2 separate regions of the Homo sapiens genome follow, and region 2 is linked to region 1. Evidence: read pairs that join two places in POLR2A ChIA-PET (ENCODE). Cell type or tissue: A673. All regions are shown on one strand. Region 1 overlaps ACSBG1 (acyl-CoA synthetase bubblegum family member 1). Region 2 has its middle 16 kb from the start of CRABP1.

Region 1 (5,000 bases):
TAGTATGTGCCAGGCACTGTTCCAATTGCTTTACACAAATTAATTCATTTGATTATCTCCTATCAAGTGGGTACTGAATTACAATCCCTATTTTATGGGGAAATGGAAGCATAGAGAGATGAAGTAACTTGCTAAAGGTTATACAGATAGTAATGGGGATGATTGAGTTTCAAATCGAGGCAATCTGACTTCAGATTGCATCTCCCTTTTTTTTTTTGAGACGGAGTATCGCTCTCCTTTTTTTTTTTTTTTTTTTTTTGACGGAGTATCGCTGTGTTGCCTAGGCTGGAGTGCAGTGGCGCGATCTTGGCTCACTGCAACCTCTGCCTGCCGGGTTCAAGAAATTCTCCTGTCTCAGCCTCCCGAATAGCTGGGATCACAGGCGCCCACCACCATGCCTGGCTAATTTTTGTATTTTTAGTAGAGATGGGGTTCCACCACGTTGGCCAGGCTGGTCTCAAACTCCTGACCTCAGGTGATCTGCCCACCTCGGCCTCCCAAAGTGCTGGGATTACAGGCGTGAGCCACTGCACCCAGCTGCATCTTCTTAACCACTACTATATGCACTGCCTGAATTTAGGTGAAGCTCTATGAGGTCCTTGGCACCTCTCCATACAGCTCAGCAACACAGGATTTCCTAGGAAGCAATCGACTGGAATTGCTTAGCACAGTGGCTAAGATACTTGGTTATTGTGCATGGTGGTGCACACCTGTGATCCCAGCTACTTGGGAGGCTAAGGCAGGAGAATCGCTTGAACCTGGGAGGGGAGGTTGCAGTGAGCCGAGATTGTGCCACTGCATTCCAGCCTGGGTGACAGAGTAAGGCTTTGTCTCAAAAAAAAAAAAAAAAAAAGTGAACTTGAAGACAAAATAGTAGAAACTATTCAATCCAAAGGGTAGAGAGAGAACTATTTTTAACTTGAACAGCACAAAACATTATTGAATGAAATTAAGGAAGACCTAAATAAATGGAAAGATATCTCATGATCGAGAGACTTAATATTGTTAAGATGGTAATGCTCTCCAAATTTAACCACAGGTCAACACAATTTTAATCAAAATCTTAGCTGGCTTCTTTGCAGAAATTGACAAGCTAGTCCTAAAATTTGTATAAAAATTCAAGAAGACCTGGCCGGGCGCGGTGGCTAATGCCTGTAATCCCAGCACTTTGGGAGGCTGAGGCAGGCGGATCACAAGGTCAGGAGATCAAGACCATCCTGGCTAACATGGTGAAACCCCGTCTCTATTAAAAATACAAAAAATTAGCTGGGCGTGGGGGCGGGCACCTGTAGTCCCAGCTACTCAGAAGGCTGAGGCAGGAGAATGGCATGAACCTGGAGGCGGAGCTTGCAGTGAGCTGAGATCACACCACTGCACTCCAGAATCTGGGCAACAGAGTGAGACTCCGTCTCAAAAAACAAACAAACAAACAAAAAATTCAAGAGACCTAAAATAGTCAAAACATTCTTGAAAAAGAACAAAGTTGAAGGATTTGCACTTCCTGATTTCAAAACATTGAAAACCTACAGTAATTAAGACAATGAGGTACTGGCATAAGGACAGATATATAGGTGAATGAAATAGAATTAAGAATTCAGAAATCAACTCACATTTAAAGTGAACAGATTTTCAAGAAGGCTACCAAGACAATCCAATGGGAAAATATTTGTCTTTTCAACAAATAATGCTGGGACATGTGCCAAAAATAAATAAATAAAGTTAGATTCTTTCCTCATATCACACACAAAATTAACTCAAATGTATAAAAGATCTAAACCTAAATGCTAGAACTGTAAAAATATTAAAAGAAAATATTAATAAATCTTTGTGACCTTGTGTTAGGCAAGTTTTTTTTTAGATAAGGTTAAAAAGCGCACAAACAATAACAAATAAATTGGACTTCATCAAAATTAAAACCTGATGTGCTTCAAGGGACATCATCAAGAAAGTGAAAAATTAACCCACAGAATGGGAGAAAACATTTGCAAATCATACATGTGATAAGGAAATTATATCTAGAATATATAAGGAACTCTTACAACTCAATAATAAGAAGACAAATAATCCAGTTAAAACTGAGCAAAGGATTTGAATAGACATTTCTCCAAAGAAGATATGCAAATGGACAACAAGCACATTAAAAAATGCCTGGCATCATCAGCCACCAGGAAATGCAAATCAAAGTCACAATTAGATAGCACTTCATGCCTGGTAGGATGGCTATAAATAAGAAAATAAGAACAGTGTTGGCAAGGATGTGGAGAAATTAGAAACCTCCTATACTGCTGGTGGGAATGCAGATACTTTGGAATACCATCTGGCAGTTCCTCAAAAGGTTATACATAGAGTTACCATATGATCCAGCAATTCCACTCCTTTGTATATACCCAGGAAAATGAAAACAGATGTTCACACAAAGACTTGTACATAAATGTTCACAGCAGCACTTTTCATAATAGCCTAAATATTAAAACAACCCTGAAGGGGGCCCTGCCCCTCCACACCTCTGGGTATTTCTCATGAGGAGGGACGAGAGACTGAGAAAAGAAATAAGACACAGAGACAAAGATATAGAGAAAGAACAGTGGGCCCAGGGGACCGGTACACTCAGCATGTGAGGACCTGCACCGGCGCCGGTCTCTGAGTTCCCTCAGTATTGATTACTATTTTCACTATCTCGGTAAGGGGAGTGCAGCAGAATGGGGTGAACAGGGTGATGGTGGGGAGAAGATCAGCAAGGAAACATGCGAGTAACAGAATCCGTGTCATAAATAAGTTCAAGGGAAGGTACTGTGCCCAGACGTGCACGTAGGCTAGATTTATGTTTCTCTTTACCCAAACATCTCAGTGTAGCAAAGAGTAACAGAGCAGTATTTCTGCCAGCACATCTCACCTCCAGCCACAGGGCAGTTTTCTCCTATCTCAGAACAGAACGAATAGTTAGCTTTACACGAGACATTCCATTCCCAGGGACATACGGGAAACAGAGGCCTCAACTGCAAAGGGGCCTTCCTCTTTTACTAAACCTCCTCAGCACAGACCCCTTACAGGTGTCGGGCTGGGGGACAGTTAGGTCTTTCCCTTCCCATGAGGCCATATCTCAGGCTGTCTCAGTGGGGGGAAACTTTGGACAATACCCAGGCTTTCTTGGGCAGAGGTCCCTGCGGCTTTCTGCAGTACATCGTGTCCCTGGTTAATAGAGAATGTAAAATGGCGATGACTTTTACCAAGCATACTGCCTGCAAACATATTGTTAACAAGGCACATCCTGCACAGCCCTAAATCCCTTAAACCTTGATTCAATAAAGCACATGTTTCTGTGAGCACAGGGTTGGGGCTAAAGTCACAGATTAACAGCATCTCAAAGCAGAAACAATTTTTTCTTTGTACAGATCAAAATGGAGTTTCTTATGTCTTCCTTTTCTACATAGACACAGTAACAATCTGATCTCTCTCTTTTCCCCACACAACCCAAATGTCCATCAACTGAGGAATGGGTAAACAAAATGTGGTATGTTCACATAATGGAATATTATTTGGCCATAAAAAAATGAAGTACTGATACATGCTACAACATGGATGAATCTTGAAAACATTATGTTAAGAGAAAGAAGCCAGTCACAGTAGATCATATATTGTATTAGTCCACTTAAATGAAATGTCCAGAATAAGCAAATCTATAGAGACAAACAGTAGTAGATTTGTGGTTTCTTAGGGCTAGGGGGATTGAGGAGAAATAGGAAGTGACTACTAATGGGTATAGGGTTCCTTTTTAAGATAATGAAAATATTCTAAAATTAAGGTTGTAAGGCTGGATGTGGTGGCTGACGCCTGTAATTCCAGCACTTTGGGAGGCTGAAGTGGGAGGATCACTTGAGGGCAGGAGTTCAAGACCAGCTGGGCAACATGGTGAAACCCTGTCTCCACAAATAATAAAAAAATTAGCCAGACATGGTGACAGGTGCCTGCGGTCACAGCTACTTGGGAGGCTGAGGCAGGAAGATCACTTGAGCCCAGCCAGTGAGCCAGGTTTATGCAACTTCACTCCAGCCCAGGTGACCAAGCGAGATCCTGTCGCAAAATAATAACTAGAAAAAGATAATATTTTAAAAGCAACCAAAGCAGACGTGAGGTGGGATGGGGTGGGGAGGACATATTACATAAAAGGAAACTGATAGAAATGATAACTGACTTTTCCTAAGAAACAATGAAGATCAAAAGATACTGTAACAGTACATTTTAAAGTACTGAAATAAGTAAATGATCAAGCAAGAATTCTTTTCCAGTAAATATATCCTTGAAAAATAAGGTGAAAGAATGACATTTTTATTTAAATAGAAGATGGGAGGATTTGTCACCAGGAAACTGCTGAGGTGGCTTGAAATCTTACCTGCAAATTCTTTAACACTTGCCCCATCAATAGGTAGAATCTAATTTCCCTCTCTCAGAATCTGGGCTGGCCTTAGGACTGCCTTCTAACTAACACAACATATGGGAAGTAACCTATATGGCTTCTAAGGCTAAGTCAAAAAAGCAATGCAGTTGCCACCTGACTCTCTCAGGGCACATGCTTTTTGGATCCCTGACCCACCATGTCAGAAGTCTGGCTATCTTGAACGCGCGATGTTGGAGAGCATGTGAAGAAGCCACACAGAAATAGAGGCGCTGAACAATGAGAGCACATGGACATAGGGAGGGGCCTGTTGGGGGGTGGGGTGGGGGGAGAAAAACCATCAGGAAAAATAGCTAATGCACGCTGGGCTTAATACCTAGGTGATGGTTTGATAGGTACAGCAAACCACCATGGCACACATTTACCTATGTAACAAACCTGCACATCCTGCACATGTACCACAAAACCAAAAATGAAAATAAATTAAAAAAATAGAGACACGAAGGGCCCAGCTATTCCAAATCCTAGCTTAATGAGTCTATTTCAGGCACCAGATGTGATAAAGAAGACTTTGACAAGTCCCTAGCCTCAGCCACCAGCTGCCACG
Region 2 (5,000 bases), 100 kb after region 1:
GGACTTGGGGGGTTAAGCTGCCAGGCGGCTGTCTCTGCCCGAGATGCTGTCACGCAGAGGGGGGCAGGGACTGCTCAGCTGAGGTAACAATACAGCCCATGAATCATATTTACAAACACCCCAGAGAGCAGGAAAGGGACGCTAATTAAATATTCACATCCTGCAGGCCTCGGGGAGCCATGAAGATGACGACATGATCGCAGCTCAGCAGGAAGCTCGGTGCTGCCGGAATGTGGGGAGGCCATCCGTCTCATTCAGCGGCCCGGCAGGCCTTATTATGATGATGAATTTTCAAGTTATCAGCACAAATGCAATCACCATCATAGGCCAAGATAACCCTCTTCATCACTCACAGCCCAGTCTGGGACAGCCTCAGGAGGAAAAGGGGGGCACGGAGCTTGTCACTGGGGGGCAGAGGGAGAAGCAAGCCCCTGCCCCCAGCTCTCAAGCTCAAAGGCCTTCCTGAGCTGAGGCCATTTGGCCTGACAACCCGGCCTGGTGGAGGCCTGAGGCTTGGGGCCCCTCAGGTGGGGCTCTTGGGGCTCACCCAGCTGCCACATTGATCGGGAGAGAGAATGGGTTCCCCTGGACATCTGGGAAGGCTGAGGCAGCTGTCCTGCCCATCCATCCCCAGGAGGAGTTGTCTCTGGCTCCTGCAGAAGCCCGGGGCTTCTATGGACCACACGCCCCACATCCGTCAATCTCGATTAAGGAGGGCCTCAGGGAGCTGGGGGCTTCTCCAGCCACTGCAGCATTGTCCTGGAGATGCCTGGCCTGGGGATGAGGGGGAAGGAGGTGGGCGTGACTCCCATCTGAAAAACCATTAATCCCGAAATGGTGATTGAGCACCCGTGACGAGCTGGCATTGTGCTGTGTCCTGCACGTGCCGCACAAAGGGCAGCAAGAGGTGATTGATCAGGGATGAATGAGTGTCTCTTTCTTTATGGACTTTCAAAGGCACCATTTGGCATCCTGAGCAGGATGATCGATGAGAGGCAGCTGACCCCCCTGTGGCCACCTCCAGGCAGCAGGTGGATAGGAGAGCCCACGTGGGGGACGGTTGGAGGGCCTCCCAGTCATGTGCCTGCTCTGTTAGCAAGAATCGGGGTATCCACCATCGAAGGCCCTTCCCGTTGCAGGGCTGTTGGCCATCAATTTACTTCCTCCTTTTGCACTGAAAGAGAAGCTGGAACAATTGCCACGTTTTCTGATAAATTATAGCCACCCGTTCCCCAGCCTTGCAGCCCAGAAGATCCCAGCACATGTATAAATCACACTAATGAAAGCTGAGGTTGTCATTTTCGAGAGCAGGCGTTTATTCAGTAAACCTTTATGGAGTGCCTGCTAGGTACCCGGGCCCACGCTGAGGGCTGGGCACACGGAGACAAATCAAACCTGCTCTCAGCATGAAAACGCTCACAGGACAGTGGGGACAGGCAGAGGTCCACACCAGGCAGAGCCCCACACCAGGCAGACCCCCACAAAAGGGTGTCATGAGGTAGCCTGGTGCCAGGAGTCTGGACTTTGGAACCAGCTGCACTACCTCCTAGCTGTGTGGCCTTGGGCCAGTGCCTCAACCTCTCTGAGCTTTAGTTCCCTCATCCGAAAAGCAGCCATGAGGACAAGTATCTCACTGGATGGTTGTAAAGATTAAATGACAATGCAGCCCCGTGCTTGGCACCTTCTGGAGGGGGCTCAATAAATGGAGAGTCCTGGCCTAGAGATGACCCCCCCCACCCCGCAACCCCACTGTGGAGATAAGCCACTGGGGCTGTAGGAGGGCAGAGGCAGAAATGCTCACTCTGCCAAGGGGCGAGAGGGGAAGGCTTCCCAGAGCAGGTGATGCTGACGGGAGTCTTCAAGAATTAGCGAAAAGTGAGGGGTGCTGGGGAGAGAAAGGGATACTGGGAAAGGCAGACAGACTGAGAAAGAATGTATGGAAGATGGAGAGTGCTGAGAGGGAAGAGCTGGGAAGTAGGGAGGAGCCAGGTGTGCCTGCAAGGCAGAGCACTGAGATACAGCAGCAGGGGCAGGCGGGAGTTTCCAACCACATTGCACTAACTACATGGAGAATGAACTCCTCTTTTGCAATGGTTCTGGCTGGGGCTGGGAGTGAGGGTAGAGAGGGGCTGGATTCAGAAAGAAGCATCCTTGGGCACTGGGATGGAGAGGAGAGGGCGGCTGAGCCATGGGAAGGGCCAGCTTGACCACAGCGGAACGAACCAGACATGGCCACGCAGAGAGGCCCAGTGTCTGTTCCAGAGAACACATGTGCCCTTAGATACAAGCTCACAGGCAGAGAGATTCACAGACATACACAGAGACATTCGGATCATTCCAGAGCATGCAGAGACAAACACATGGAGACTGATGCACATAGGCATACATGGACACAACATAGAGGACACATGTGCAAGGAGCTGGCTACAGAGAGACACGCAGGAGAGGCACATGACCAATGTGCAAAGCTGATACACGACACACACTCTGAGGAAATGCATGCAGAACACACACCCACAGTGTGCAGACATATGCGAGAACACACAGAAGAGGTGCACACAAAGAGAACCACAGAGCGTGACTACCCTGGGAAGATGGGGACCAACTTTCCCAGTTTCTCATTTTACCACTGAAAAGTCCCATGTCCTGGGAACACTTCTCAGTCCCAGGCAAACTGGGACAGTTGGTCACCCTAACTCAGAGACACACAGCCACACAGATAGCACCAACACCCAGGGGTCTGCGCACACAATGTTATCAGCACAAATGCGGTCACCATCATAGGCCAGGATAACCCTCTTCATCACTCACAGCCCAGGCGGGGGCACACTCTTCATGTATCCAAGGCCTTAGACACCTGGAGAGACACACCGAGGAACACACAGAACAGAGGCATAGACACAAGGCAGGCAGACACACCCACTGCATTCCATCCCAGAGCCCAAGCTCTCACACACACACACACACACACAAGCCCAGACACAGACACACAAAGGCTGCCACACACATCCACAGAGCAAAAAAACGCCAAAATTCAAACCACTAAAACAAACAAAAGGCAAACCAATTTTAGAAAGGGTAAAAGCAGCCTTTTGAATCAGTGGGCTCACGGGATATGGTCTTGTTTAGATGTTAAAGATCTAAACAAGATGTTAAAGTGGAGGAATGGGAGTGAGCAGACTATGGCAAGGGCACAGGGTACACTGGCAGGGGTCCCATGGCTGGGATGTCTGCTAGCAAGGGCACATTCTCCAGCTTGACTCTGCTGGTTAATGTCACTATTCACAGCCATGTCTGCAGGGGAATGTCCTGAACAACTCACTCCCATGAAGCTGAAAACACCTTCCATTTCACAGGGCCATGGAGGGGGCTGAGTGAGTAAAATGTGGGAAGCACCAGGCATGATGCCAGGCACACAGGACATTATGCTCAAGGCGCCGGAGCTATTAAGACATAGGTCTACAACCCCTTTTCTGAAATTCTGAACATTCTGAAAACAAAACATTTCTTCCTATTGGGGGCAAAACCAGAGCAGAACTGACATGAGGCCATTTCTTTATTATACAATTTCACATGAAGATTCACATGTTTTTCTGAGATAATAGTAAGGTGTTTAATTATGGAGTATCACATTAGTTTTGAAAATCTGCAAACCAGGCTGGGTGCAGTGGCTCATGCCTGTAATCCCAGCACTTTGGGAGGCTTAGGCAGGTGAATCACTTGAGGTCAGGAGTTCAAGACCAGCCCGGCCAACATAGCAAAACCCTGTCTCTGCCAAAAATGCAAAAGTTAGCCAGGCATGGTGGTGTGCACCTATGGTCCTAGCTACTTGGGAGGCTGAGGTGGGAGGATCACTTGAACCCAAGAGGCGCAATTTGCAGTGAGCTTAGATGGTGCCACCGCACTTCAGCCTGGGTGACAGAGCTAAACTCTGTCTCAAAAAACAAAACAAAACAAAACAAACAAAAAACAAAAACAAAGAAAAGAAAATCTGCAAACCCAGAATTCTGAAACACATCTGGCCCCAAAGGATTCGAATTAGGAACTGTGGACCTGTGAGTACGTGGACACATTTGCATTCAGGTAGATAGTATGCAGTTGCGTGTGCATGCATGGACGGTATAACATAGGCATCACCCTCCACAGTACACAAAGCAAGAACATCTGTCCAACCTAGGCATGGCCCTTAACAGTATACTTCAACATACATTATTTCATGTTATCCTTCCAGGTTTGTAGTAGGCCAGTAGGTGTTAATATTTCCTCCAATTCAGGCCAGGCATGGTGGGTAACACCTGTAATTTCAGCACTTTGGGAGGCCAAGGCGAGAGGATCACTTGACGTTAGGGGTTCAAGACCAGCCTGGCCAACATGGTGAAACCCTGTTTCTACTAAAAATACAAAAATTAGCCAGGCATGGTGGTGTGCGCCTGGAGTCCCAGCTACTCGGGAGGCTGAGGTGGGAGAATCGCTTGAATCCAGGAGATGGGGGTTGTAAGTGAGCTGAGATTGCACCACTGCACTCCAGCCTGGGCAACAGAGTGAGACCCTGTCTCAAAAAAATTTTTTTTTGCCTGGGCGCGGTGGCTCATGCCTGTAATCCCAGCACTTTAGGAGCTGAGGCGGGCAAGATTACGAGGTCAGGAGATCGAGACCATCCTGGCTAACATGGTGAAACCTGTCTCTACTAAAAATACAAAAAATTAGCCGGGCATGGTGGCGGGCACCTGTAGTCCCAGCTACTCGGGAGGCTGAGGCAGGAGAATGGTGTGAACCCGGGAGGCAGAGCTTGTAGTGAGCTGAGATTGCGCCACTGCACTCCAGCCTGGGCAACAGACCGAGACTTTGACTCAAAAAAAAAAAAAAAAAAAAAAAAAATTCCCCCAAGTCATAGATGTGGAACCAAGGCTCAGAGAAGTTGAGTGTCTGGTCCAAGGTCACACAACTAGTTAATGTGGAGCTGGTCCCAAACCTTAGTCCCCGGGACTCCAGGGGCATCC

Evidence for each region. Peaks named below come from ENCODE experiments on the same cell type or tissue, not always from the same donor. Only the 100,000 strongest peaks of a DNase experiment are listed, where the experiment ranks them.
Region 2: POLR2A ChIA-PET joins it to region 1 with 22 read pairs; 2 of 35 experiments call an interaction of 5 or more read pairs at or near these places.

What each region holds. Positions count from the first base shown.
Region 1 is chr15:78,218,573-78,223,572 of GRCh38, forward strand. The region is part of intron 1 of ACSBG1 (acyl-CoA synthetase bubblegum family member 1); the gene reads right to left. Among named protein-coding and RNA genes, the nearest start is that of ACSBG1, 13 kb to the right of the region's middle. In A673, no CTCF peak of the experiment used is centred here; a DNase peak (open chromatin) is centred at 2,279.
Region 2 is chr15:78,322,340-78,327,339 of GRCh38, forward strand. No RefSeq gene overlaps it. Among named protein-coding and RNA genes, the nearest start is that of CRABP1, 16 kb to the right of the region's middle. RefSeq lists an enhancer at 1-539. In A673, no CTCF peak of the experiment used is centred here; a DNase peak (open chromatin) is centred at 132; H3K27ac peaks cover 624 bases.